Linked DNA regions of Mus musculus: region 2 is linked to region 1. The links are chromatin loops, found by intact Hi-C in ENCODE. Cell type or tissue: left cerebral cortex. All regions are shown on one strand. Each heading gives the region's core, and the rest is flanking DNA. Links, peaks and the distances in the headings are about the cores only. Region 1 overlaps Nemp2 (nuclear envelope integral membrane protein 2). Region 2 holds the start of 1700019D03Rik (RIKEN cDNA 1700019D03 gene).

Region 1 (15,273 bases), core at 4,105-12,104:
CCCCTTCCCCTCTCCCCTTTGCCTCTGAGAGGGTCCTCCCCGCAGGCATCCCCCTGCCCTGGCGCATCACATCTCTACAGGATTAAGTGCATCCCCTCCCACTGAGGCCAGACAGTAGTAATAGCCCCGTCATAGCTTCTTTCCTCACCAAGGTGCTGGAGAAGCCACATAAGACATCCTGTGAGAGTTCCACTTTCTAGATTGATGTGAGGCCCATTTTAAATTTAACTTATTCCTCCTTAGTATCTACTGTAAATGAGAAATTGAATCCTAGATTTGCTTAGAAACAAATTAAGCACTTACAGTGAAAATCATTAGAAATGCTGTATACTTCCCATCTGGAAACAATGTATCAGATGTAATGATGGACTGGGCATGGCTAGCTCCCTGATTGGTCCTCTGTAAAACTACATTCTCCTTTAGTGACTAGAACTTAAAAATTAAATCTAGGGTTTGTAAGCAAACTATGATATCCACTGGCTTACTTTTAACCAAAGCAACCATGAAACCACTTGTCCACCCAGGACACTGGACTTAAAAACAGATATGACTATTATTATCATAATAATCAGCATATTTCTTAAATTATTACAGAAGCTAGCCTGTCGGGCTGGAGAGATGGCTCAGTGGCTTAGGGCGCTTGCTGCTCTTCCAGAGGCCTCGAGTTTAGCTTCTAGCACCTGGACTGGTTAGCTTACAACAACTGCCTGTGAGCCAGTTCTAGGGTATCTGATGTTCTCCTGACTTTACCGCTTGCTGATGTACACACTCAGACAGATAACAATAATGATATATCTTTAAAAGCCGACCTGTGCTCGCACTCAAATCCAGGACTAATGAGCTGTAGATACGCTTTTCAAACCTTATTGAAAAAAGGAAACATTTTGTTCGTTTTCTTAATTTTTGAAATCAAAGTTAACTGGTAGATGTTACTGTTCAGCCAGGGCTCTGTCAGGTTTTCCACCTCAGTTTTCCAGCTCAGGTTTAAATGCTTGCCCTTCTTCTGTGTTTCTAGGCTATGTGGTGGTTGTTGGACTTTGTAGCTTTGCTGCCTGTTACAGTCACGGGCCTCTTGCTGATGAGGGGAGCAGAGACCTTCTCATGTGGACCCTGAGGCTCTTCTCCCTGGCTCTGGTCTACACTGGTGTGGCCGCTCCTCAGTTTGCCTATGCTGTTCTGATCGTCCTCTTGTTCTCCTGGAGTCTGCACTATCTCCTGAGAGCATTCAGCTATCTCAGGTGGTGGGTATCCTTTTTCTATGGCTACCAAATCTGATATTTTGAGTTCTGGGTTAGTTTATTGTTTTAAGAGATACTTTTGGTTACATCTTACAAGTAGTTATGGGGTTTTTGTTTGTTTGTTTTTAATTTGTGGGATTTTTTTTTTGTCCTTGTTGTTTTTTTGTTTGTTTTGTTTTGGTTAGGTTTGGTTTTTCAAGACATGATTTCTCTGTGTAGCCTTGGCTATTCTGCAAATCACTCTGTAGACCAGGCTAGCCTCAGACTCAGAGATCCATACCTGCCTCTGCCTCCTGAGCACTGGGATCAAAGGTGTGTGCCACGACTGCCCAGCCACGTAATTATGTTTAATCTGGAGGTTTCACTTTTCTTAGAGGAACAAGAGCTCTAAGTGTTTGCTCCATCTTCTTTGAGTTATACCACAAATTACTCTGAGGTTAGAGCTCGCTAGAATCAGTGAAGAAGTTGCTTGGGCTCTGGGTTGTATAACGTTTCTACCTTTATCATACACTTCTTTTCATTAGAGCCAATGTCGACATGGTGATATTAATTGTGCTTACAAGAGAGGAATTAGGGGGAAATGTCCTGGATGATTGGAAGGAGTTACTCAGTTCATTTTTATTAAGGGCTCACTTTGTTTTACATTTTAAATTTAGCCTCGTGAAAATACAGAAAGAAAGATAAGGTCACCTCTGCTGACACAGTATTGTTACGTGTTTCCTTAGCCTGCATCTGTGTCAGGCACACAGATGGAGATGGTCCTGCTCTTGAGGATGTATATTGTAGAGATGTGGGCATGCAATTATATATCAACTGCCTTTAAAAAAAAAGTGTGTATATGTGTGTATGTGTTTGTGTGTGTCTGCCATATGTTTGTGGGTACTCAGAATGGCCAGAAGGTCCTGTGTTGCTGCAGTTACGTGCAGTCGTGAGCACCTGGTGTGGGTGCTGGGAACCATACTGCAGTCCTCTGGAGAGCACTTGTCATTCTTAGCCACTGAATCTTCTTTCTAGCCCTAACACTATGTATCCTTTAAGTATGAAAACAGCTTCCCCCGGAACTAAAGTGTTAATCCAGGAAGGACTTCCTGCAAGAGATATCATTGGGTTGAATCTTAAGTAATGACCCAGGGTGGCCCTTGAACAGATGTGGAATGCATTCCTGACAGAGAAAAGGCCCCCTATAAAGCCATCACCAGGCAACAGTGCTGTCAGTACACTGAGTGAGGTGTGCCCTGGCCATACTGGATGGGCTCACTGAGGAGTCCAGCCTGGTTCTGTGTGTGGGGCTTGGTGTGGGGCTCAGCTGTGCGCATTTCCATTCGTTCACTGCCTCCTGTCTAGACAGAAGGTATAAGTCCAAAAGTTTGGGCCCAGGCAGGAGCAAGGCAGTGGGTGGCCAACAGGACTATGGGAAACTCTGCACTGCACCCCCATCACAAAGGCAGCATTTAAAACAAGCAGGAGTTGATTGTTGCTAAAATGTGGATTCTGCTTTCAGATCTGATATTCAAAGGAAACTGTAAATGTAGACTAGTACTTAGATGTAATTCTTTCACTGAAAATGCTGGCAGTTAATCTAATGAAAAGTAGAAACTTCACCCAGGAAAAACTAAACTAGAGATGAGTAATTGTTGGCTGGTGGGGTAGACCCATCTGCTTTCTGGCATAGGGTCAACAGGGAAGTCCTGTAGTAGAAGGTATTCTTAGACATTGCTGTGGTCCAGGCAGACACAGAGAGAGACTTGGAGTAGGAAAGTGAGGTTAAGGCTGGTAAAGGGAGTTAATAGATGCTTGATCATTGGCTGTGAGGAAGCAGACTCCATAGTGTCAGGTAGTTTCTGGATCTAGTGGCCCTGTGTGTGATAGCATCACTTGGGTAAAACATTAGAAACAGTACAAGGTAGTCATAGGATAAAAGGCAGCAGTGTAAGTGGGATGCCTTGAGACCAAAGGGCTTTTCTCCTGGCCCCATCTGAGAAGAGGCCCCTCCACTAGGAGGTGGCCGGCCACTGCACAGCCTGCCGGGCTTGTGGCCCAAGGAACACAGAGTTCCTATCTCCTTCCCTTAGCTACTGTCTTGCCAATAGCAAGTGTGTTCTCATTTGCATGATGGCTCCATTATGTGTCTGAGGGGCATTCTATAGCAATACATATGTACTGCTATGCTGTCTACTTTACCCATTGGTAGAGAATAATTATCTGAGACAGTAGGGACTAAAGTAGAAAGAAGTCTACAGGTTAAATAATAAACCAGGCAAAAAATGTGTTTACTTTTTATCACACTTTCTAGTTTGCAAAGTGCTCTTTGTGTTTATGTTAATATATAATAGCTGTTTTTTTTGATGATGACTGAGCAGTTTGTGTAAATATCCCACCTCATCTCTTCAGTGGCTGATGAGGCAAGCATTCTGCTGTCCTTACCATGTGACACAGTGAAGTGGAACCAGGAAGAGATTGGCCAAGTTCAGACAGTGAGGTCACCTTCAAATTGGGTTGTGCTCCAGTGTTCTGGGTCAGAGCCTGGGTTTTTCCTATAGGAAACCTGGCTAGTTGTTCAGAAGAGGAGAAAAAAAAAAAAAAACAACGTCACTTGGTTTTCAAACCAGTTCGTTCGTTCAGGTGCCATATGTCTCTGTTATCATCTTGAGTTCCTAACGTGCAGATTGCTATAGTTTTATGATATTTATCCCTTTCCTGACTGGAAGACAACATCCAGCCTCTGGGTTCTTGGTGTGTATGTAGCCAAAGAAGAACTAATTCAAGTTCCTTTCCTTGATGGATCTTGTGCAGCATCTCCTTTCTGTGTCGGGTTAATCAGAGGCACCACCACTAGGTGGGGGTGATACCCCACAATTCCAGCTTCTTCGTAGTGTAGTAAGTGGTGTTCCTCCCTGTTGGTCTTAATGAAAGGACACATTGAAAGCTTGCCAAAAAAAGAAAAAAAAAAAAAAAAAACAGCAGACAAAGTAGGAAGCCAGACATTTTGTCTAATTGTTTGATTAGAAATCAATGAAAAAAGTTTAATCAACATCTCAACCAGAAATTGATTCTCCAAGGCCTTAGGCCATTGCTATGGCAGGGAGAGAAGAGGCAAGCACAGTAGACTCATTCCTTACCCCTCTGTCATGGCAGGGCTGTGCAAAGTGCAGTCTGCCATACAAGGAGCTCCCAGGTATGACTGTTGGCGTGTAAAATGCATATTTTTGAGTATTACAAGGATTGATTTGGGCAGGAATCTGTCAACCACGTGTCATGTGTTTTAGGAAAATGAGGCCGTGGTTCACAGCAGAACCTCAGGTGGCGAGGTATCTCACTGATGACGAGTACAGGGAGCAAGCTGAAGCTGCAACAGCCAGGGCTCTCGAGGAACTGCGCCAAGCCTGCTGCAGGCCTGACTTCCCTTCCTGGCTGGCTGTCTCCAGACTCCAGGCTCCTAAAAAGTAAGTCCTGCCCTGGCCACAGCACACATTTGAAGTGATTTGAAAATCACGTAGTATCTGCAGCATACGTTTCTGCTTAGAAGCAACCATTCCTCTTGGTTACACCTTACACCAGAATTGTGGGAGTTCTACTTCCTGGGTGCTCTGGCCTGCCGGGAGAGCTGCTGAGGTCTTAGATGCCATGCAGATCTGAGCGAGGCATTGACAGTGAAATCTGAACAATGCACTACACTCAGAAGGAACAGAGGAAGTTGAAGGAATGACTTGGTACACCTGCTTGTGGATGAATAATCCTGCCCACATGAAATCACATATGCTGTCCTCTGTTTAGGTTTACATGCTATCCTCAGCTGACACAAATTCAAATTTAATTAAAGGGGATAAGTGGGGAGGCACACATCATCTTTCGGATAAACCTCCATGACAAAATTAACTATTTTTTTAATTAGGTATTTTCCTCATTTACATTTCAAATGCTATCCCAAAAGTCCCCCAGACCCTCCCCCGCCACCAACTCCCACTTCTTGGCCCTGGCGTTTCCCCGTACTGAGGCATATAAAGTTTGCAAGACCAAGGGGCCTTTCTTCCCAATGATGGCCTATTAGGCCATCTTCTGATACATATGCAGCTAGAGACACGAGCTCTGGGGGTACTGGTTAGTTCATATTGTTGTTCCACCTATAGGGTTGCAGACCCCTTTAGCTCCTTGGGTACTTTCCATTGGGGGCCCTGTGTTCCATCCAATCAAAAATTAACTATTTAAAACAAAATTTTCTAAGGTTTGCAGAGTTTGTTCTTGGAGCCAGCCACCTGTCACCAGAGGAAGTCAGCACACATGAAAAGCAGTATGGCCTTGGGGGTGCCTTCCTGGAGGAACAGCTCTTTAGCCTGCAGACTGACAGTCTACCTGCAAGTTGACTTCATTCTGAACAGGAATGCAAATAAAAGGCAAAGATCCTACTCCAGCTGGGTGGGACCCATGCACCTCAGAGAAAAATAAGCCATGCAAATAAGGAAAAACTCGTTTTCATTTGTGCAAGAGAGCTTTACTGTGGTGGTGTGAAGGCTGAAAGTGTCATTGCCACATGCCCTGAATGAAGACCTTCATGGAAACAGTGCAAACCTGTTCTTTAGGACCAGTAAACAGAACCTGAGACCTTCCCTTCACCAGGCACTAACTCCCTTCTGGATGCCCAGGAGCTGGCTCAAAAGGCTGCATTATTGCCCTCCGTCCTTCCCCTCCCCCATACCAGTTCACCAGTATCAGTGCTTTCTAAGGTGCTATTCACGTGATAGTACGAAGTGCTGCTGAAAGAATTCTGATGCTGGCTGTGGTTAACTCAGAGTCATATATTCTGCAAGCTCCTCGGTCTTTCATGTTACAAAGTCATTGTGGGTCTCCTAAAAAGCAGACATGCACAGGGCTTCTAAGTTACTAACCACAAACCATTTTTCATGAGACTAACAATCTTTAGAACTCATGTTTGGAAATGCTATTGATGGTGGAATTTAGGTTTGAGAGTTAGAGCAAAAGTGTCGTTAGCAGCCTTGGCAGCCCCTGGTGCATCTGGGACTCAGGCATAAGACACTTCTTCATGTGCAGGTTCAGGGCTGTCTCGCTCTAGCCTTGGTCTCATGGTGTTGGTGCCCCAAGTTTTGTTGTTGTTTTGTTTTAATAACTGTGATTAAAAAGAAACATTTCTTAGGCTTATATTTAATGTTTTGATAAGATTTTATATGCAGACAGATTAAAATATTATAATTTTTGTACTTTTTATATATTGAAATTGAAAGTATGAAAGCATTTGTGACATTTTGTGATTTATTTTTTAAAACTGATTATATATGTTTACAATGAGTTCCCACAAAATAGATTTGTGATACCTGGTTTTTTTTTTTGTTTTGTTTTCTTTTGTTTTTTTTTAGTGAGAGCAAATGTTTGTTTCTTGATCCATGATAAACTTCAGGTTAAAATGAGCTACAAATTGGGCTTTGGGCCCAAGGAAAGGAGCAGAAATAGCCTTAAGAGTTGGCTATGGCAGACATTCTGTGAACAGGTCGCTACTTGATCCTCTGAGAATCAAAGTCAGGGTGTTTTATCTTATGTACTGTAATGATTAAACAACAACAGAAACACAAAGCATGAGAGAGGAGGAGGGGGACAAGACACGGACTTGGTCACTGTCATCCCCTGAGAGTGATGCTGACTTCGGAACTTTCTATATTCACTCTCAAATGATGCTCTCTCTTTGACGCTCTATGTCAGTGTTTCTGCCTCTGCCTTTTGACAGACATAGGTAATATCAGGAGTCTTTTTCCTTTTCTTAGAAACCTCACTCAGGTCAATCTGTGCCTTTACGTGTTGACTTTAAAACGTCAAAGAATAGGGTCTGGAGAGATGGCTTAGTGGCTAAAAAGAGCCTTACAGAGGATTTGAGTTTCGTCCTCAGCATCTGAGTGGCATGGCAGCTTGCCGCCATCCATAACTCTAGTCCCAGGGAGCCTGGTACCTTCCTCTGAGTTTGCATGCACATACACACAGGCATGAACACTTGTGTGTAAACAATGTGCTTCTAGTCATTTTGGCAACTATTTTGCAAAAATAGACAGGAGTTGTAACATTTTGCCACAGCTTAATCTGGTTTTCTTTTTCAGTAGCTTTATTTCTGGGCATTGTAACAGGTCAGGTGTGTCAGTACTTGGGCATTGCCATGTTCACCTCTCACTACACAGCTTGCCTAGTATAGAATGTGTTTGTGTGTGTCTGGCACATCAGCACCCCCTGAGCCACCAGAACAACCCCACAGTTGGGACTTCACTGTGAAGCTGTAGCTCCCAGCACCAGCAAGCCCGTGCACCCACAATGAAAACAGTGGTCGTCTTTTGAGAGAGCTGTTTTTCATGTTCATTTCTGGAAAGAATCATGGATCTGTCAGATTGCTATGTGAGAGCTGTGAGAAGCTAAACAATTAAAACATTTCTGGTGAAATGTTCCCTGGGCTCCGAGTCAGTGTGTATGACAAAGACCAATGACATTTCTAATGCCCACCAAGCAGTGTACAGTCCTTCCCTTCTGACCTTCCTCCTCTTTCTGAAGCAGCCAATGACTGACTGTCCTTCAATGGCAGCTATGTTTCACACCTTCGCAGACATGCACATACACACAGCAGAACCCTCGTTGTGCCCTTGCTTACAGCAGATGCCTCCCAACAGCACCCTGTTTGAAGCAAGTTGGACTGTTTGACACCAAATGTGTGGGTGAGAAGCAGCGTAGGTGGCTATACTTAAATGGTTTAAAAAATCATATCATTTGAATGCTAGTTTTCAAGGGTTTTAAAACACAGTTTACAAGCACAAAGACACTTTGTGAACTAGTTATGTAGTTTGCCAATAATATTTAGGGCTGAATTTTAGGGGAGTGTCCATGTGACAGGAAAATATTTGAATTTATGTCTTTTAAAAATATCTAGAAATGTAAGAGATTACAGATTTTAGGATATCTGATGGATTGTATCAATATATCTGAACATATACATAGTTACGATCCAGAGGCGATGCTGATCAATAACCGCCCAAATAGGATCTCACATTATCCTCTATTTGGGGATTCCCCACAATTAGATGTGTCATTTTTGGATTGGCTTTTCTGTCTAACCTGCAGTGGAATCCTACACATAAATCACATGGGATGCTTGTCTGATGAAGCCTGCAGCAAGACAGATGTCTTCAGATGACCCTGTGAGCAAGCTACCTTCACAGATTCCCCACTGGGTGACACTGCATGGATAGATGAGGTGCCAGTTTAGCCTCTGACTCATACCTGACTTCCATTCTCTAGACCTGTCTCCCATTAGGCAATCTGCAGTGTATCGCAGCTGGCAGAAGATAAAGGCACTGAGACTCACATAACCAGCAGAGTCTATCTCAGAAGACACATTTACCTGGCTCTGTACTATCAAGTCTCTCACTGAAACCTCAGTTTTACCCAGGAGGCCTTAGGCCCATATAAACTGTGACTGGCAAAGCTGACACTTCAGTCCAGACAGACTTCTGGCCCCAGGCCCACATTCTTGACCCAAGCACTATGAAGTCTCCAAGCTGCCCTGTGAAATCTGGGTCTAATCTTGAGCTACAATAGGGCGAGTGTGTTAGCGGCCCAGGGCAGATGGGAACCAGATGAGATGTTCACCTGGGCTGGCTCACATTTTCCCAGACAGCAGCAAGTTGCTCCCTTTTATAAGCCACAGCTGGCCCTGCCTAAGCTATATGATTTCTGATTTGAAAAAGAACTTTTCTTTCACCTCCCAATTCCTGTTCTCATACAAGCATCACTTTCCCAGATGTCCGTTGGCTTAGAAGTTCTGTGTCAGGGAGTTATTAAAGCTTTTGTGTAAACTACGTGAGTGGTTTAGAGTTTTAAGTGTCTTGTCTCAATGCACTGAAGGATGTCTGGATGGGAAATCACCCTTTCCCTCTCCAGTAATCATCTCTCATAATCATACTCTCACCTTCACAGAGTCACCTAACTTGGATCCAAGTGCTCTTGCAGAACTTAAGGAAGTAAAGGCCCCCAGACTTCCCATAAGTGATGTCTTGCATGACAGTTTGCATCACAGGAAGTGGTTTAAAGATAGAAACCCACAAAAATAACAGGAAGTAACAATCACTTTTCCTTAACATCTCTTAACATCAGTGGACTCAGTTCCCCAATAGAAAGACATTGATTAACAGACTGGCTACGTAAACAGGACCCAGCATTTTGCTGCATACAGGAAATGTACCTCAGTGACAAAGACAGAGACTACCTCAGAGTAAAAGGTTGGAAAACATTTTTCTAAGCAAGTGGTCCCAAGAAACAAGCTGGAGTAGCCATTCTAATATCCAATAAAATCAACTTTCAACCAAAAGTTATCAAAAAAGATAAGGAAGGACACTTTATACTGGTCAAATGAAAAATCAACCAAGAAGAACTCTCAATTCTGAATATCTATGGTCCAAATGCAAGGGCACCCACATTCATAAAAGAAACTTTACTAAAGCTCAAAGCACACATTGTACCCCATACAATAATAGTGGGAGACTTCAACACCCCACTTTCAGGAATAGACAGATCAGGGAAACAGAAACTAAACAGAGACACTAACAGAACTTATTAACCAAACGGATCTAACAATATCTATAGAACATTTCATCCTAAAGCAAAAGAATATACCTTCTTCTCAGCACCTCATGGTACCTTCTCCAAAACTGACCATATAATCAGTCACAAAACAGGCCTCAACAGATACAAGAAGATTGAAATTATTCCATGCACACTATCAGATCACCACAGACTAAGGCTGGTCTTAAATATCAATAAAAACAACAGAAAGCACACATACACGTGGAAGCTGAACAATGCTCTACACAATGATAACTCAGTCAAGGAAGAAAAAAAGAAAAAAAATGAAACGCTTTTTAGAATTTAATGAAAATGAAGACACATCATACCAAAATTTATGGGACACAAGGAAAGCAGTTGTAAGAGGAAAACTCATAGCTCTAAGTTCTCCCAAAAGAAATTGGAGAGAGCTTACAGGAGCTTGACAGCACACCTGAAAGCTCTAGAACAAAAAGAAGCAAATACACCCTAGAGGAGTAGATGGCAGGAAATAATCAAACTCAGGGCTGAAATCAACCAAGTAGAAACAAAACCAACTCTACAGAGAATCAAAATCAGAAGCTGTTTTTTTGAGAAAAATCAACAAGGTAGATAAACCCTTAGCCAGACTAACCAGAGGGCACAAAGACAGTATCTAAATTAATAAAATCAGAAATGAAATACAACAAAATATATCTTAAAATGATTCTGTTTGTTGAATATTAACAGTTGAAAATACTAAAATCATGTTCTACAAACAATAAAGCCAACCAACCAAACAAAAAAAGATAGAAATCCTCAGAGACACAGTAGGTACATATCCACTGTAAGAGTCACAAGCAGCCCATAGCACTCATACTGGGACAACAAAAGTAGCCTACAATCTTGTCAGGACGTTTTATTGGTAAGGCTATTGCTTGGGATGCTGATTTAAGGTTTTAGAGAATGTCTAGAAATCAAGAATAGAAACAAACACACATAGGTTTCAGGCACACAGAACTCATGGCTTGGCTATTTATGTCTTGTACCACCGTGGACGCTTTCCCTCCCACTAGGATGGGAAGGTGGTAGGCAGGGCTCTGGTGTTAGCAAGAGTTGAGTCTGTGTCCTGGCTCTGACCATGATCCCATAACTTAGGCCCTATTCGCTTAAGAATCCTCATATTTTCAATGGGGAAGGTTATGTATACCAGGTAGGGCTTTTGAAAAACAAATGACCTAACCATGGATGAACTTCCCCTTTTGCAGCTGCTCTACTTAACTGATATGCCGAGAGGCATATTGCTTAGGAGTCCCATGAGCAAGCTGCAAATCCCCGGGAGTGCTAGCCACCTGCCTGCTTTCTGCCACTGCAACTTCCTGCCACTGCAACTTCCTGCCACTGCAACTTCCTGCCACTGCAACTTCCTGCCACTGCAAGCTCACTAGGACGATAAAGTAGCACTGTCCTATGACTCTGGCTCTTGAGCTGTGCTGGCCTTTGGCATGTACTATTACTCTGCTTTAAGAATAGTCTAGTTACAGAGACAAAATTTGGAGCTGTGACAAAAAAGATGGACCATCTAGTGATTGCCATATGCAGGGATCCATCCCATAATCAGCTTCCAAACGCTGACACCATTGCACACACTAGCAAAATTTTGCTAAAAGGACCCAGATATAGCTCTCTCTTGTGAGACTATGCCGGGGCCTAGCAAATACAGAAGTGGATGATCACAGTCAGCTAATGGATGGATCACAGGGCTCCCAATGGAGGAGCTAGAGAAAGTACCCAAGGAGCTAAAGGGAACTGCAACCCTATAGGTGGAACAACAATATGAACTAACCAGTACCCTGGAGCTCTTGTCTTTAGCTGCATATGTATCAAAAGATGGCCTAGTCAGCCATCACTGCAAAGAGAGGCCCATTGGACTTGCAAACTTTATATGCCCCAGTACAGGGGAACGCCAGGGCCAAAAAGGGGGAGTGGGTGGGTAAGGGGTTGGGGGGGTGGGTATGGGGGACCTTTGGGATAGCATTGAAAATGTAAACAAGGAAAATACCTAATTAAAAAAAAAGAATAGTCTAGTTAATAGCATCGAGCCAAGTTGGGTTCACACAGAACTCTAGGGTAGCATAACTTCCTGCAGGCAGAGAGGAGCAGGACAAATCACTATGGTAGTGATTCCTAGCCTCAGCTTTGACATCCCTGAGTATTTCTAAGGATCTCAAGAGAGGTTATAAAATTCTCAAATCAAGTTTAATTGGAATTCACTTTAATATTTTTCAAGTGACATATGGCACTGTAAGAACAGGAAGAAAAAGTCACAAAGTCCACAAACTCGTGAAGGTGTCAGCTCAAAAGGCTAGAAATTACTGCACTGTTGGATCGACGCTCACAGTAAACATTTTGTAACGAAGGCATATTGAATTTGGTGTCATTCATTACAGAGCAGAGGATGTTCTCTTGTTTGGTCACGTGTTTTTCATTTACGAAATATTTAAAAATGGTATTTACCTTTTATTTCAATACACCCACTGTGCATTTCCCAAACCAGCAGCTTTTCAAAGAAATCAACCAGAATTGTAAACACAAGATACAACGCTCTGATTCCCTACAGTCACTTTCACAATCCACATACTGTACATTCATAGGTGGGGCTCAGCCTGTCTCCCACTTCATTTCTGTAATTGCACGAGCATAATAAATACATCTGATTTTAAAGGTCACTTAAAATGAGCCTTGGGGGTTGACAGTGCAGTACCATTCAAGTGCAAAAGTAACCATCAGCTTAATTGTTCCCATCATTCCAAGCTGTGTTTTGTAGTGAAGCTAGGCATCCAGGTGTAGAATGTTTCCTCCCGAGGCAGGGGCAGGCAGAACGGTCACACAGAGGCCTTCACTGTACAGCTGATCCTGTCTCCTATGTTAGAGGCTAGGGTGAGCTTCCATTTCGAACCATTCTGGTGTCCATCCACAATATGACTGACCCCCATTCAACCACAGCAGCATCCCCCTTCCATATAGGCAGGCATCCCTTGGCTTCTTACAGCCTCTGCTTTCCTTCTAGGAGCAAGCTCTACATGCAGTCACCCAAGACACCCTCTATCTGGGGTGGTACCTGGTGTAGTTTGTAGCTCAAACCCAAAAGTTTTCAGTGTATGACTATGGTTTGGGGGAGAAGAATATTCTAAGATTCTTGTCTTAAGTCTTTAGAAAGTCATTCTTATTCCCAGAATTCCCATTCCTGGTTCCCTACTTACTCCTTCACAAACAAAACAGACCTACTATGTAAGTTTTAAACATCATGTCCCTCCCCCAGGCACTTAAATCTTATCCTGCTGTTTGTAAATAGTACTCTTTAGCTTAACACTTAGGAATCTGGTGAGTTGTCTTTTTTTTTTTTAATTCCATTAGCTAATTAGAACCCAAGTCTAATTAAAATCCAGCATCAGAGGCTGCTATAGAAGGGTCTGCTTAGGAAGGCCTTGTCTGTCATGTCTTAGGATACTGAGTTGCTTGGAGTCTTTGAAATAGCCTCTCACTTCTGCTCATTCTCACAGCCCATTGCATCAAAGACATTTTAAAGCTCAACTCAGTATGCAGTAGTCAGCAACAGCTTTGCGTCCCAAAGAACTATGCTCACTATATACTATATGCATATAAAAATAGATTTGCTAGAGATGTACAAAGTTCAGTGAACTTTTCTAAACAACAAAAAAAGCATATGTTCTACTAAGTTCCATCTGGTTCCCTTTTCAATATGTCTTATATTTTTTAAAGTTCTTTTCTTCAAGACGAATAAAACTATAGATATACTTTTTTCCCTCTCACTTTTCACTAAGAACCCAATATTCAGAATAAATAATCAGAAGAGGGAGATGAAGTCCTTGTTCACTTTGTGGCCCTTTCATTCACCCAACTTGGTGTGAGTTCTGCTTCTCACCCTTTCATCTTGGTGGAGAAGTTAGGTCAGACCTAACTAACCAAGAGACGTTGTTCTGTGTCTCTACTGGACTGTGGCAGTCTCTGTTTTCCTGCCAACATTTACTCATGTGTGCCTGTGCATTTGTGCATCTGCGTGCGTGTGAGTGTGTGTGTGTGAGTGAGTGTGTGTGTGTGAGTGAGTGTGTGTGTGTGTGTGTGTGTGTGTGTGTGTTGTTCCACAGTAATGAGTTTAGATATTTAGAAGCATATGCATTGCAGTGACCCCCTTGTAGAGGCATGGTCAGGGTTGGGGCCTCGCCCCCTGTCCTGGCTGAGGTGCCTAGTGCCATGCAGGGTATGAGCTGACCCTCAGTGTTCTCCCACAGTGGGCTGAGCCTGCTTCTCTCCACTCTCCTGTCCATGCGGGGTAGCACTGGGGTGAGCAGGGCTGGACTGCGTTTGAGATGCTGCTGTGTCAGGGGATGGCTGGTTTCTAGGTGAGGCGGAGTGAGTTTCACGTGGGGCACGCTGGGCTCCACCAGCTGGAGAGGCTTCCCGATTCTCACTGGTCCCCTGGAAGGAAAAACACATGTTCCATGGTGTTTGAGAAAAAAAAAAAAAACAAATCCAACCATTATACATATTTTCACACAGCTAATGTGTGGTGATGTCTCAAAAAGCCCACTTCAGGGACCAACGCATAAAGGAATAGGATAGACATCTTACCTTTCATCTCCTTTCCTATGTGCAACTGCCAAAGCCGCATGAAAAACACAAACACTATAAGCAGACATACCTATGGCTAAGGGAACATTTGTATCTGTGTTCTTGTCACTGCTAGGCAAACAACTTTACATTTACATATACGTCACAAATATTTACAGAGTACCCCAGCCCTGTGGCAAGTCACCAGGCAAGAGCCATGGGATACCTGAATGCTAGCTATTGGGAAGGCCACAGTATTCAAGAGCCAGGAGACACTGTATAGTAATCAGTAAACAAGGACCCTCAGCCTCAAGATATCTAGGCAAAGAATGCCTGTGAGAGAGTCCTAATGCACACGTAGGATTTCAAAATGAGTACTAATAACTAAGCAAGACAGAGCAGGGAATGCACACAGGTCTTTGAAGCCAATGGGAGCGATCTGAGAACACACACAGTACCCTTAGTAAATGCTACATTGATTATACAACTCAGGGAACAGGATTATTTCAGGATTTTTTTTCTTCTGAATTGATGTTCATTTCTATTTCCTGTAGTTGAACTAAAAATTTTTTTCTTTCATTCCCCTGATTCTGAAATGTAGTTACCTCACAACAATACAATAACATACCTGTCAGCTCTTACTAATTTTAACTCACACAAGAGGGCAAGAAAAGCAAACTTTAATGCTGCACAGGCTTCTGGGCATCTGTAAAAATGAGGATAAATTCACAAAGTACTGAAAGCATTGCCTCTCCTGGGTATCGGGGCATCCTTTCCCTGCGTCTCCTTCCTGCTTTAAGCTCTGGAAGCCTCTGAGTGCTCCTCCATCTCACGTCCAGTC
Region 2 (15,273 bases), core at 4,392-12,391, 300 kb after region 1:
GAGGGTATTATATCACTCCAACTGTATGGAATTTTTAGAAAAAAAAAAAAAAAAAAAAAAAGGCAGAGTTATATAGCTAGTAAGAAGACAGAGATATAGGCATTATGGAGGCAGGTAGGATGGATAGGTTGAACACAGATAATAATGGAGACAGTGCACACATTCTGGATGTTGCTATAGTGACAGGTATACAGGATTATACATGTGTCAAAACTATGAATTATATAAAATCAAGAGCAAACCCTGATATAAAGTGTGAACTTTGGGTGGTCATGATGTAGCAACAAAGTTCCATCCTGTAACATGGGTTACTGCATGGATGCTGACAGTCTGAGAAACTGGGTAAATGGATATAGTCAGGGATGTGTGACGACTCCTTACCTCCTCCTGGATTATTCTGTAAACATAAAACTCATCTTGAAATGTCTTTTCTGTTTATAAGTGGTGCATGAATATGTGTGTGACTGATACCTTGGAAATACATGAAGAAGCACGACTTGGTAGTACTAAAAGGAAAAATAAGCCACAAGCAGAGTTTGGAGATTTATATTGCATAAGCAGAAATGAGCAGAATATCCAGGGACAAAATAAAGAATGTGCACTTTAAACATCATGTCCAGCCTGGGTCAACTGCCACTGATGGAGCAGAATGAACACAACTAAGGCATCCCTGCCATGTGCTTAAGGGTCATTCATCAGGGTGGATGGAATATGGGAGACTCTAACAGATTCCAAGGCTTGAAATTCTACAGCATACAGTTCCCACTTGCCCTAGTATTAAAATTTTAAAAATAATAAAGTATCCAGAAAAGTCCCAGATATTTGGGAACTAATCATTTTTAAGTTGCCCATGAGGTGAAGATGAGATTGTAAAAGAAGTTACATATATTTTTCCATGTAATAAAAGTTACAATATATTAAAATTCTGAAATGAGCCTTTAAATGTAAACTACATTATATATATTTGAATCCTTGTAAAAAACAAAGTTTAAATTAGTTCCATAACTTTCACCCTAAGCTAAAACAGAAAAAGTAAATCCCAAGTAAGAAGGTCATAAATGATACAGAAAAGGGCAGAGGTCAGTAAACCAAGGCTACTAGTACTGGTTGCTCAAAATGACCTAGTAAAAGTGGTCATGGTGACAGGTGCCTGAGACAGCTCAGGAGACAAAGCAATGGGATCCAGAGTTTGAAACTATCATGAACTACACACAAGGAAACATTATCTAAAAAATAATAATTAAGAAAACACAGCTAAAATCTGTCAGGTAGGTGAACAGGCAGAAGGGCTCCAAAGGCCCAACATTGGCTTATTGATGTCCCATTTTATATCATTCTCTAAACCTTTCACAGACCATCTACTTCAAGTTATAGCTTTAAAATGGGCTCTGCCTTGAACTAATGCAAATCTACACACACACACACACACACACACACACACACACACCCTGTACATATAGATGTCTACAGTATCAGTTTCGATGTAAATATAGTTAATTAAGTGCTAATTCATTTAAAAAAAAACATACTTGAAGGACCGATGGAGAGGGCTCAGGGGGTAAAAGTTCTTGCCACCCAACTGTGAGGATCCAGGTTCAATGCCAGTACCTCATATGTAACAAAGGAGGGCGGAACAAAGATGCACCTGGTCTCCTGGCACTGGGGAGGCAGAGACCGGAGTCCTGGGGCTTGCAGGCCAGCCAGTCTAGTTAAACCTGTGAGCTCCAGGCTCAGCGAGAAACTGTCTCAGAAAATAAGGTAGGAAGTGACTGAAGAAGAGACCCAGTGTCTACCTCTGAGACATGTACACACACACACACAAACACAAACACACACACACAAAGAGAAACACACACAAAATACCTAAATTCTGTTTAAAAACTATGTCACTGAGTTTGTAACATGTTTGTCATTATTTGTCCTCCAATACTATATGCAAAACGTTTCTTTTCTTTTTTTGTATGATCCATGTAATTTCAGTATTAAATGGGGGTCTTCGTTCTGGGAATATTGAGAATCACTTACTTGGACTACAAATTTACAACAGGAGTAAATGACAAACCAACAGACTCCACCAAACATTAAAAGCTGGGAAGTACGTAAATAGAGTCTTGATCTATCTGAAAGTAACCCATAGAACACGGTGGAGTTTCCTCATAAACAGCCTATGGCTGCTCACCACCAGAGCACTCTCAGTGACGCAGCTCCCATGCACTCAGTTTCTCAGTGTAAGGTAGAGAAAATGGCACTGTTAAACAAACGAGTCTGAACCTCTGACACAATGAACATCAGGAGAGGCTCTCTGTGCCAAGGATCTAGACCTGCTTTGGAACACAGCTGTTCCCAGTCACTCTCCTCCCCTTCTCCTCTGGAGTTTCTCCTAAACCTGGGAACATCAAATTACTCATTATTTTAAGTGATGGATATCTTAAGATTATAATTATGAAAAGACATGTAATCCAGGATTGTCAGTAGCAGTTCTGGAACTGGAAGTTAGAATTGTGATGTGTCCTTTATCAGCTCAAAACCTCTCTTACTTGTCATGTCATTTAAGCAGGCCCTGTCACCCTTAGCTGCAGGCTTTACTCTGGGTGACATGGGACTTTACCTTATCACTCACCCTGAGTCTGTGATGGGAATAAAATATGTCCTTGGACTGCCTGGTTTTGTGTCAACTTGACACAAGCTAGTCATCAGAGAGGAAGGAACATCTGTTGAGGAAATGCCTCCATGAGACCCAGCTGTAAGGCATTTTTCTCAATTAGTGATTGGTGGGCCCAGGCCTTATGGTTGGTTCTACAAGAAAACAGGCTGAGCAAGTCATGGGAAGCAAGCACTCCTTCATGTCCTCTGCATCAACTCCTGCCTCCAGGTTTCTTCCCTGCTTGAGTCCCTGACCTGACTTTATTTTGGTGATGAACAGCAGTGTAAAGTATAAGCTGAATAAACCCTTTGCCCCCAACTTGCTTTTTGGCCATGGTGTTTAATTGCAGCAAAGGAAACCCTAACTACGACAGCCCTGGAACAAAGTGAGATGCAGCTTTGCACTGATTAAGAAAGAACAATCTAGAATCTCAGACCCAATGAAGGCCCCTCGTGTCGCATATGTTGCATACACATGTGATAAGATCGTTTTATGTCACAATGCCTTTTAGCCACGGGTTTCTCAAGCACCACTCACTCACAAGACAGCAAAGAACTCTTTTTTCTCCCTCTCTAAATTCAATTTTAGACATTATGTTACAAAGTGAAACCAATTCAGATACTTTAGAACAAGTAGGAGGTACAAATAATTAGAGGGAATTAAGTGCTGAGCATTAGATTAACTTCCAGGCAGCAGTCTTCCTAATTCTGAACACTGAAAAGCGAACATTATTCTTCTTTGGAGACACAAGAGAACTCAGGATTCAAATGTACTTGGACTCCAGGTCAGAGACCAAGAACTCAGAAAAAAATCTTAAACCTTGACTAGAAATACTTGATATTTCTTTTAAGAAGTTAGCATATCTGTTGCTGCCTGTGGCTAATGGTTCAGTATTTCAGGGGAGGGAAGGTTCCCTGAAACATGTTTAAAAGCACTGGCTTCCCCACTCCTCCTTGGAGCTGGCCTGTTCCAGCATCCATGTCCACCCGCGTCTTTTAGTGTTAGAGAAAGCAAGCAGCTGTGTGCCAGCCTTGTAAGCTTCAGCTGGAAAGGATGGAAGAGGAGAGAGAACTGAGGAACCAGCTGAAGACAGACTGCTTGTGCCTCCCCATTCCAGTCACTCAGACTCCAGCATTCCAAGAAAACCTGGGGTTGTGTGCACAAGAATATCCAGAGAATCTCCCGAAATCCTATGAGAAGAAGGTTTCAAGAAGCTGCAGTTGCTCACATAACTTTGCCCAATGTTAGTCTCTAATACAAAATCCTGGAGGAAGCCGTGGTGGCGCATGCCTTTAATCCCAGCACTTGGGAGGCAGAGGCAGGCGGATTTCTGAGTTCGAGGCCAGCCTGGTCTACAAAGTGAGTTCCAGGACAGCCAGGGCTACACAGAGAAACCCTGTCTCGAAAAATCAAAAAAAAAAAAAAAAAAAACCCCAACCCCAACCCCCCCCCCCAAAAAAAAAACCAACAGGAGAAAGTGAATTAGAATTCCTAAGCTTTATAGACCAGTTTGATATCAATCTCTGGTAAAATTAAAGACTTGAGCAGGCAACACTTGGGCAGGGGTAGTGGTCTGTATTTCTAGAATTGGAAGTGATTGGTTACTCTGGTCAATCACAGGTAAAACTTAAGAGTCTGTTTGTTTTTAGCAAGGCACTTGATTAAACTTCCCTTTCATGAAACCTTTTCAAAAAGTCCAGTCTATGAACTAGAACAGTGTAAGTGTAGAATTTATCCGGCTCACTAATTCGAGCAATATCTGCTAGAGACCAACTAGATCTCCGGCCACTCTTGTGATTGGCTTTTTCAGTACTTTGAATTTCAGCACTCACCCTGAAAGTGGATGGCATTAACCTCATTTTTGGAAAAGGAATAATAAGTACCAGACTTCAAAATCCTGGAACCATCTCTGCTGTGCCACCGGCTTCTAACTGTGCAACCTTCAACATAAAAGCCTGCCCTGTGCATTGCATTGACTTGAACTTCAAGCAAATTCCTCAGATGTGTAGAATTGACACAATGAATGTCAGAATCAAAGCTGGGATGGATGCATTAAAGTGGAAGTTAGAGGTTTAAAGTAATATAAACCAAGAGAGAAAGCGTTCCCCCTCAAAACCACCAAGCTGCACAGATTAAAGAGGAAGAAAGTCAGCTTGACAACAACAGGGACGTATGAGTTTTTAGTCAAGCTCAGAGTATTTGCTTGATGGTTTCAGGATAAGCTGATGTGTTTAACTCGAGTTTGGTTACTCATTAAAGAAAAGTAAAACATTCTGTCTCCCGAGCACCTGTATGCACTGTGTGGGTTAACAGTTTCATCCTTACAGCAGCCAGCTAAAGCAGACAGAAACTCTATCACCACACATCTTTCCTTTCTCTACTGTCTTCTCTGCTTTCTTTCTTTTTCTTTTCTTTACTTTTTTTTAGGGAGTGAGCTCCAAATTTAAAGTTTTAGACTTTCTTTTCAAAGAGAAGTAGACATCCTGAATGTAATCTTGGAAGTTGAAAGGTTGTTGGCTGGGGCAGGACTGAGGAGACACAAGCAGAAGTCAGCTCAGTGTAAACACGGCTTTTCTGACAGGAGCAGGATATAACTCCAAACACTGAGTTCCTCACACTGAAGTGGCCAATCAGAACCTGGCTTCTGGCAGCAGTGCTGTGTGGACAGCATACTGAAATTGCCTGAGGGCAGACCACAGTTTAAAGTACCCTTATTATCTCATAATGTACCTACAGTTATTTTTCTTACACAGCAAAAAGAAAAAAAGAAAGAAAAGAGTAAATATGAAGTTACTATTTTTCCCAGAACCTTTCTGCTATACTTAATACCATTTCCCATCCATACATACAAGATAGCTGTGTCAGGAAATAAAACCCCTTTCAAAGGAAAAACGGATTTTCTTGACTCGTGCTTAGCTATATTATCCCCCTGAAATTTTGCCAAAAATCTCCATCTCATATATACGGGCAGTGACGGATCTTTAAAAAGAGGTGGACAGTTTACCCACTAGTTTATGTTGTTTTGTTACCTTCAGTAAAAGATGGGGGAGGGGTCAAAACAGCAATAGAAGAGAAACGACTGGACTGCGTCTGGAGCTTTCTCTGGTAGCTGGGCTCCCACTGTCTATTCTTTCATTTCTCTTTCATTTGCATCATTTCCCCTCAGGATTCAGCCTCCCACAGCTTCCAAGAGTACAGACACTCTGCTAATCATGTGCCACTCAGCACAAGCCTGACAGCTTGACTTGTGCATGTAGTGTCCTTACCGGAAAACCTCCATTCATTCTTCAGGTGGGGAGGAGGATGAACCTGCATCTTGCAATGAGCAATGAAATACTTTAGTTTGTGGGCTCGGAACAAGATCAGAAGATGGAGCTAAAGGCTCAATTAAGGAACCTAGGATGTGAGGTTGTGTCCAGGACAGCTGGCTGTGAAATGTTAGATAAAATTAACTACTGCAACTCCGGCTTTCCTGGGTTGGAAAGTCAAAAGGTCACAGCATCGGAGCAGGACACCCACCTTCCAGATGTTCACTTACCCTACACTGCAGCGGGCCAGCTGCACCGCCATCGCAAGTCTGCGCGGCCTCGGCCGAGGAGGCGCGGGCGCTTGGCTGTTCTCATGCCCCTGGCCGCAGCCCGGGCTCCCAGGGTGGGTGCTGCCCCCCAGGGCGGGGCCTCAGGAAGGGAGCCGAAGCCTGAAAAGGTGCGGCATGGCCGGGCAGCAGAGACAACGTCTCCCCTGGAGTAGGGCGGACGTCCTTCGGCAGTGGTCCCGGCTCCTCCCCCTGCACCCCTCCTAATCCACCCCCCTCCTCCCAGAACTGCTCACGAGTTCGCGGCTCGCTCCCTGAAAGTGGAGCCAAGGGACCCGCGGCTACGGAGCACAACCCTCAGTGTTGGCACCGCCAGGGGCTACCCCTGCCCAACAGCATTGGGTTCCAAGCACAACCAAAGGGATCCGAAGTGCTGGGCCACAGCTCGCACTCCCACCCGGCAACCTATTCACACACGGCTCCACCTCCCCAGCAAGATCCAGACCACCAAGTATGAAAGCTAAGTGAGCTTGTATCTCCCTCTCCTGCCCCACATCCCCAGAGCCACCTGGACTGAGACATCACCTGATCTCTGTCCACGTGGGAGCAGGCGCGGCTCGTCCGGTGCTGCAGCGTGGCGCCAGCCCCGCAGGTGATCTCCTGTCACCTGCCCCGGGGCCCTCCCCTGAAGGCTGCGCTGCTCCAGTGCCAGTTTAGCAGTCAAACCTGTTTTGATCCCAACGCCACGCCTCGCAGCTCTACCCTAAGACACCACCAGACCTAAGTACTTTGCCCCAGTGCACTCGGAAGTGCACCAAGCACTTCTAAATTTAAAAATGCGTCCAGTATTGCACTTTTCTATCCCCGAGTACCCAAATATCGAAACGCTTGTTTCTCAAAACAAAACATCAAGAAAGATCATATTCTTACCCTTTAAGGAAACAAGCGCCTCAAAACATAGCCATTATTCAGTTAGACCTCATTCCATGAGATGCCTGCATCTGTCTGTGTGATTCCCATCGTCAGTAACCGCCCCAAGAGAATGACAAAAGAACCATTATTCCATCCTGTCCTACAATGGATTGTCAATGCAAAATTCATGCCCCAAGGGACCTCAGCAGAACTCTCTCAGTTCCTTGCTTTACAGATGCAGATGCTTAGGCTGAGCCCAGCCTTAGGATTGGGGGGAGGGGGGGGCGGGGATGCAGAGATGAGTGGATTCCTGAGAACCCACAGCCAAAGGGGCAACCTTCAGGTTTCATGAAGGACCCTGACTCAAGTAAATTAGGTCCAGAGCAGTTGAAGATGCTACCCAAGGGCACACACACACACACACACACACACACACACACTTCAGCACTTTCCTCTCTCCCCACTCCTAAAGAAAAGCCTGAAGCCTATAGGCTAACATAAACAGGGCCTTTTGGAGGTCCATTTCAGTAAAAAATTAACTCAGAGAGCAAAGGATCTAAGAAGTCCCTCCAGACCTAGCTCAGCTTTAAGTGAATCCAGCATTTTAGTTTAGTTCTGTGCAAATCAGCTAAGGTAACTTTGACCTGAAAATATTGTGCCTCAAACATATCAATTTTTTCATTTAGTGTGATTAATGGCACCAGACAAACAGAATATGAATATTAAATTGATTTGTTTGATAAGCAACTATTGCAGTGTACAAAGTTGATTATATCTAAATGGAGCATGCATTCACATACATTTCAAGCACACTGTGCTAAATAATTATGATTAAATGCAATGTTATTTGCTTGCTTTTATCTTTCTCAGTTCAGTCAACCGATGTTGCTATTATTTTAAGTGATCTCTAGCCCAATCCTGAGTGACAAGTGTTAGGCCTTGATGGGCTCTGGGAGAGAAGAAATTTGTAGCTATCCATCCTAGTTAGCAGGGCAGAGAAGAAAATGTTAGTCTCTGGCTTCCGTCATAATGGAACTCCAGACACAAGCATATTACTTTCTTTATGTGAGTGTGTGTTGGAGAGTATGTGTGTGTACATGCCTGTGTGTGTGGGTGTGTGCCCGTGACTGCAGGTGGAGGCCAAAAGTCCATGTCAGATGTTTTATTCTATTACTCTCCTCCTATTGTGACAAAGGGTCTTTCACTGAACCTGGGGCTGGTGAATGTGGCTAGACTGACTTGCCAGCAAGCCCCTGGGCTTCTGACTTCCTCTTCCCAGCACTGAGGTACAGGCACACTGTGACACCTGGGGTTTTACATGGGTGCTCAGGATCTCAATTCTAGTGTCCTATTTGCACAGCAAGCACTTTAGCCACTGGACTATCTCCCTAGCCCCAAGTGTAAGCTAATTCTGCTCTATTCGAGGTCACACTGGATCATCTTTATGAGGAGTCATCTACTCTTAACCTTTGGTCTAAGAAAGAAGCTGACACCAGAGGAGAAAGGTCTGGCACCATACTGTGATTGTCAGATCCAGGCCTGACCCTCCTCTCCTCTCCATGGATGGTCAAGAGTTTGTCTTAGAGACTGCACCAGTGTCGGGCTACCCTGATGGATGCACAATGGGCTGAGGATGGGAGACAATCCTCAGGTTCCCCAGCATTGCACACAGCCAGTCTTCTTGGTATACCCCTCTCCCCTCCCTCCTCACATCCAGAAGCCGGATTCCAAGCCAGTGGTGACTTTTCTCTGGAGATTGGAGGTTGGTTTTGATCGATATGAATGGAAAGGAGTTGGATAGAAGGCTACTGCAGAGAATCTGGCGCCCTCTGCCGATGGGGCTTGAGGATATTCAGGCTAAAATGGTCTCTGCAGTCATGGACTTTTCTTACATGTGCCAGGATTTTATTCAGATTTGACAGAGAGCTCCAGATACCTGTCTGTGAGTAGGTGAAAGACACACGTTTTTCAGACCCAGACCTGGGTTTTGAAATGGAAAGATTTACAATACAGGAAATTGTAATACATGTTGATCCTTTAAAAATACTTGTTTTATGTGTATAGATGTTTTGCCTGTATGTATTTCTGTGCATCTAGACATAAGTCTGGTACCTAGAAGAGAGTCAGATCCCCTGAGATTAGAGTTACAGACAGTTGTGAGCTGCCGTAGAACTGGAGTCTCTGCGAGAACAGTCTGTGCTCTTAACTGCTGAGACTTCTCACCAGCCACACATGTTGATTCTTGAACATGTTCTGTAGTCCAAGCAAGCAAGACACCTAAGAATGCTTCTTTGTGAAGAGCTCTTTGAGTATGAAAATAGCATCCAACTTTCTTCCTGCAAACTTACACAGCCTTCCCACTCCTCCCAGCTGACCCTGTGCCTAAGAAGGCTTTGAAGCTCAGTGCCAACCTCAATCATACTGCTGTGAGAAAGTTCTTTTCTAATAGTTCACCAAATCAAAGGCCAAAACAACACCTCACAAGGGCCCAGGTGTGTGTGTGCGTATGTGTGTTTGCACGTGTGTGTGCACTCTCACACACACACCCCTGTGTATTCGTGAAATGTGGATATGAGACAATGGTAAATCTTGAAGTGATCATTGTTGCCACATTTATTATTTATATGTCACACTGTATTACACGTTTTATATTTTTCTTGAGGTTATATGTGCTTTTAAGTGTGATTCAATTTCCATTACCTCACTGCCTACAGTGTTTAAATCAGTTTGTGTGATGTTATCAAAATACTTGAGTCTTTCCTTGGGATTCTGTGTACCATGCAAGGATCGGTGACTCTCTCTGTGGCCATCAGTTAAGAAAACAGTTTAATTTTATTAAAGATTCTCCTCAGAAATCAAATCAACTCTCAAAGATCTGATAAGTTGGTACTTGAAGAATTTCAGGAAATTCAGCATAAGAAACTGCCTACCTAGAAACATTTTATGGCTTAGGATTTATCATTTAGCTGTTAACCTCTGATGGAAAACAAGCTGCTGTAACTAGTCATTGAGCAGCTGTGAGTTGAGACCCACAAAGCCTTCTACAATAAATAGTCCATGCGGCGATGGTTCCTGTTTTAAATAGAAGGCAATGGGAAATACAAGGCAACTACTGATGTACGCTTGGACTTATATTTGAATCCAGGCCTGACTCCAAAGCCAATGCAGTTCACATTGCTTTCCAAAGGCTCACTGGCCTGCTAAATCTGGCCTTGGTTCTAAGTAACAATCTTTCCCATCTAGCTCCTAGTCCTTCAGCCCATGTGGGCAATGTCCCCTGCTGCTGAGTTGGTTTACCAGGACTTGAAAAGAAGATGGGCTGCTATCAGAGCTTTTGAATCCCTAGTGGCAGACCACGCGGTTTGAACAATTCAATAAAGCCTTCTAAGCCTGGTGCAGTGGCACAGTCCTACAAACCCAGGACTTGGGAGGAGGAGGGAGGAGGATTAGGAGTGAGTCCAATCTTGGCTACATATTGAAGCCCTGTCTCAACAAAACAAAGCAGAACAGAACAGAAAGTACTCAGTCGTTTTTTTCTTCTCTTGCGTCTGTATTTCTGAGCAAGGCTCTAGCTCATGGCCTTCTATGTGAATTCCATCAGCAGCACTGATGTGCAGCCTCTTATGAGGTGAGTAGCAAATAGCTATAAGGAAACTCATCAAATGCCTAAGGGAGAAGACACAATCATAAGTGTTTCCGCTGAGAAGTGGACAAGCTCTCATCAGACCAAGAAACAGATGCCTCAGTTGTTGAAAAAGGGATTAAGTGTATAAAGCCTATGCTAAAAGCAGGGAATGGCCAGGAGCATGAACATTTAAGTGGGAAGAAAATGAGTCTAAGTTACAAAGCACGGGGCCCATAAGCACCAGGCTAGGTGATTTGTTATGACTGATAACAGACTCCAAGAAAGATCTTAAATTACAAAACAATGTGATAAAGCGTTCTTGGATGGATGGATTTGCAATTGTTAGGACAGTGCTATGCATGAGTGTGGAGTTAGTGGCACAAACCAGTCACGCTGCAGAAATCCTAACTGAAGCGCATTGGCCTGGCAGAAAGTATATGGGCATGCTATGCTTGCCATCACAAGTTAATTCCCTTCATAACTCACCAGTCTGAGGCTAGTTTTGCCTCAGTCTTCTAAGATTCCTATGCTTAATAGGACTACTTCTTGTTGGGTTTGAGTTCCCATACTTCAAGAAAAAAGAAGCAGGCACACGCACACACAAAAGATGAAGGAATCCTCTATGCCTGTTCCTTGAGTAAACCAAGGTAACCAAGGCAAAAGGAAGTGAAAATTTAATAGAAAGCTGTACATTTTCAGAACTGTAAACACTTTTTTACACTAGGGCTGGGGTCAGGGACTCAGTCAGGGAAGGACTCACTGTATGGATGTGAGGATCTGAGTTTTGATCCTAAGTACCCATTTAAAAAGCCTAAGGTGGTCATTCGTACCTGTAATCCCAGACCCAGACCCCCAGGATCTCTGGGGGCTTCCTGGCCAGCTAGTCTTGCAAGAATATAAGATCCAAATTCAAGTGAAAGACTCTGTCTCAAAAAGTAAGGTAGAGAATGCCAAAGAAAGACACCCAGTTGTGAACTCTAGCCTCCCATGTGCATAGTGAACACATATACATATACCACACACTAATCAAAAATTTTAAAAGCTTGTTACAATAAACATTAATTATATTTAATCAGAATAAAATAAAGATATTTTCCTTTGCAAAGCAACTAAATAAGCAAGTTTTGAAGTTCTCTGAGAGCCCAGGGTCATGTTAAGAAGGGACCCAATGGTCCTTCTTAAGAGGTAGGTAGCTACCCACTGCTGCTGCACTTACCTTGTGGTCTCATTATCTGGGTTTCCCGACATTCTGTAAAATCTCTTAGGCAGTATAAATCCCTCACTGTTTTATCCTTTTGCATTTTATTTGAAGTTTTGCAGCATTCTCATTGGAACAGTAGCTGTATTAGGTGACACATGTGTGATTTGTGTGCTAAACAAGAGAACACAGTGCTTCGCCCCTCCTCTTGGCTTGTTCCCTGAAAGCTCCTTAAAGTTCTAAGAACCCCCTAAAACCTTTTCAGGCTTGAAATAAATCACCTCCTCAATCTAGGGACTAGCCTCCAAATTAAGGACAGTTATTGATAAGGATGGATATTTTGATTAAAATCCTTTCTCTAGGGATTCGCTGACTCAATTCTAAAGAGAATCTAGTTACGGCCAAATTTCACCTCCATCTGATGTGGGGCCACCCAGTTTTTATGAACAAGAAATTCAATTTAGTTTCTTATCAACCTATTAGATTCCCAACCAGCCTGATCTCTGAATTGAGATTGGCTACAAGAAGTCTAATTTAAGTAAAGCAATCAGAAAGCCCTGACTCTAATGATAAGGTTCACTAGACATCTCCATCATCTCCATCCCAATTGTATCACCCTACAGCCACATAGGTCAGAGTAACCAGTTTTCTCTTTCATAAAATACACATGCATCTGTTCTATAGTCAATACTAATTATGCTTTCTCTTTAAGAGAAAAATTAAGTGAAACAGTCTTCACATTTATACATTCTAGCTGATAGCAGACAGGGAAGGGAGAGCAAAGGAGCAGAAACTAGTGGAAACAGCACTAGGTATCAATCAATCAATCAATCAATCAATCAATCAAACCAACCAACCAAACTGTGGAAAACAATCCAGCTCCAAAGCTCTTGGCAGTGCATAATTGGTGGAGAAAAAGTAATCAAATTTGCTAGGATTCAGCTTTGTAGGACTGAATATAACACAGTTGTATCCACCCTAAAGCTCATACATTGAAATTAGCCTACACTGTAGGACACTTGGAGATGAGGAATCTGTAGGGTAAATTAGGTCACAAAAAACCCTCCATAACAGAATTAACAGTTATGATGGTTAGTATTGTTAACAGAGCTATGGGAATATCTATGAAGGATTGTCTAGATTAAGGTTAATCTCTGAGAATGTCTGCAAAAGACTGTCTGTATTATCTTGAGGTGGGAAGACCTATCTACCACGGACGGGACCATTCCCTAGGCATGGCATTCTGGATTGTATGAATAGAGAAAGTAAGCTGAGCATGCATATGTGCATTCATTACTCTTTCCTGGCTGCATATGTAATGTGACTAGGTACTTAGAGCTCCTACCATACATGACTTACATGCTATGGTGAAATATAACCTCCAATCATGCGCTAAATAAACCCTTTCTCCCATGAGTTGGTTTCGATTGGGTCTTTTATCCAAGAAACAGGAAAAAAAGCTGAGACAGAAGGAAGTCGGTAGTGAGAAGTGGGTTTGCTGTTGCGATAAAACTGACCCTGTGAGTTTTAGGCCTTTGCAACTGTTTTGTGAGTGTAATGTATAAGAATTTTGAACTTTGGGATAAAAAACCAAACCACTGAGTACTGTAAACAGGGCTTAATAGGATGTTCTAGTGGCATCCTGGAAGACAACAGTGTATAGAGGAATGAAGTGAAGGACAGTGAAGGTCTGGCTCATAAGGTTTCAAAGAGAGAACCAAGGACTGTCATGTCATGAACTTGGCTGGGGCCGTCCGTGTGACATTTTGTTAAGGAACCTGTCTTTATTCTGTTCATGTCCTAAGAACTTAAGTGAAGTGAAATTTAAAGATGATGAGCTAATTTGTTTGGTGGAGGAAAGGTGTATGGGAAAAGTAAAATTTCCGAGAGGGAAGGTGCAGAAACAGAAAAATCTGCAAACGTCTATAACTGCTAAGGAGATTTTAGAGAAACCCAGTGCTTGACACTGGGCCAACAGGAAGTGTGTTCTTGGTGAGAACACAGAAGCGTATATACAGCTGCCGACTAAGGAGCTGGGCTGACTTGAAGCTGGCAGCAGGAATTGGCAAGGTTGTCACATGATGCTGGTTTTGAAGGCATGGAAGATGCAAGATTGAGGAGATCCTGGGGATCCACTAAGGCCAGGCACCGTGTGACAGAGTTGCAAACCGTGAAGAGAGGCCCTGATATGCTATTGATGAGGACACCTAAGTGTCAGAGATGCCAGGTCCATGGAAGGTCTGCCAAGGAGAGCTGCAAGTGTGGAGTAGAGTGGACCTAAGAGAAAAGCTGTGTGTGCTGTAAGTAGCAAGGGAGGAGGAATAGGGCTTCCAAATCCTTTTGGAATCACACTGATACCATCACAAGCTCCAGAGCTATAATATGCTGTATAAAGAAAGAGCTCTAGGCTTTTATGCTTGCCCTGTTGGAATTCAGTTCTGCTTTGGTATTTTTATTCTTCTTATGCTCTGAGTCTTCCCTTTTGGAATAAGAATGTTTATTCTATGCCATTATATGTTGGAAGCTTGTAACTTGTTTTTGTTTTAGTTGTTTATAGGAGTTTACAGTTAAGAAACTTTGGATTTTTAAAGTTTTGGAATTCTTAATGACTATGAGAATAAAGTTGGGTATCTTAGTTTGAGCTTTATTGCTGTGAAGGGACACCACAACCAAGCAACTTTTACAAAGGAAAACATTTAATTGGGGCTGGCTTATAGCTTCAGAGGTTTAGCCCATTACCGTCATGCAGGCAGACCTAGTGCTGGAGAAGGAGCTGAGAGTTCTATATCTTGATCTGAAGGCATCCAGGAGGAGACTCTCATTCCACACTGGACAGAACTTGAGCATAGAAGACCTAAAACCCCATCTACATATTGAAGTACTCCAACATAGCCACACCTCCTAATAGTGCCACTCCATATGGCCAAGGATTAAAATACATGAAGTTATTCAAACCACCACACTGGGATATGGGAACTTTTAAGTTGTAATGAGTATATTTTTATAGTATAAAATGGTCATAAGCCCATGGGGACAAGAGGTAGAAGGTTGTGGGTTAAAAGTGATGTGTTTACTCACTGATAAGTGGATATTAGTCAAAAGTTTGGAATACCCAAGATACAATTCATAGACCATATGAAGCTCAAGAAGAAGGAATATCAAAGTGTGAATGCATCAAGTGCTTCTTAGAATGGGGAACAAAATACTCACAGGAGGAAATATGATGACAAAGTGTGGAGCAGAGACTGAAGGAAAGTCCATCCAGAGACTGCCCCACCTGGGGATCCATCCCATATACAGTTGCCAAATCCAGACGCTATTGTGGATGCCAGGAAGTGCTTGCTGACAGGAGCCTGATA

The links. Hi-C counts contacts between places; a loop is a spot of excess contacts. Peaks named below come from ENCODE experiments on the same cell type or tissue, not always from the same donor. Only the 100,000 strongest peaks of a DNase experiment are listed, where the experiment ranks them.
Region 2: it touches region 1 in a loop (3-fold over the local background); 19 of 42 quality-filtered maps call a loop at or near these places.

What each region holds. Positions count from the first base shown.
Region 1 is chr1:52,644,246-52,659,518 of GRCm38, forward strand. It overlaps Nemp2 (nuclear envelope integral membrane protein 2), which reads left to right. Exons shown (of 9, transcript NM_001142647.1): 7 at 1,016-1,241; 8 at 4,505-4,681; 9 at 5,461-7,674. The coding sequence ends at 5,599. It also overlaps a transcript of Mfsd6 not described here. Among named protein-coding and RNA genes, the nearest start is that of Nemp2, 21 kb to the left of the region's middle. In left cerebral cortex, for the core only: no CTCF peak of the experiment used is centred there; DNase peaks (open chromatin) are centred at 4,561 and 7,813.
Region 2 is chr1:52,946,433-52,961,705 of GRCm38, forward strand. 1700019D03Rik (RIKEN cDNA 1700019D03 gene) reads right to left here and starts at 6,408. Exons shown (of 2, transcript NM_144953.3): 1 at 6,183-6,408. In left cerebral cortex, for the core only: CTCF peaks have their summits at 6,015 (motif pointing right) and 8,935 (motif pointing left); DNase peaks (open chromatin) are centred at 5,264, 6,004, 6,758 and 8,920; H3K4me3 peaks cover 2,392 bases; H3K27ac peaks cover 1,825 bases.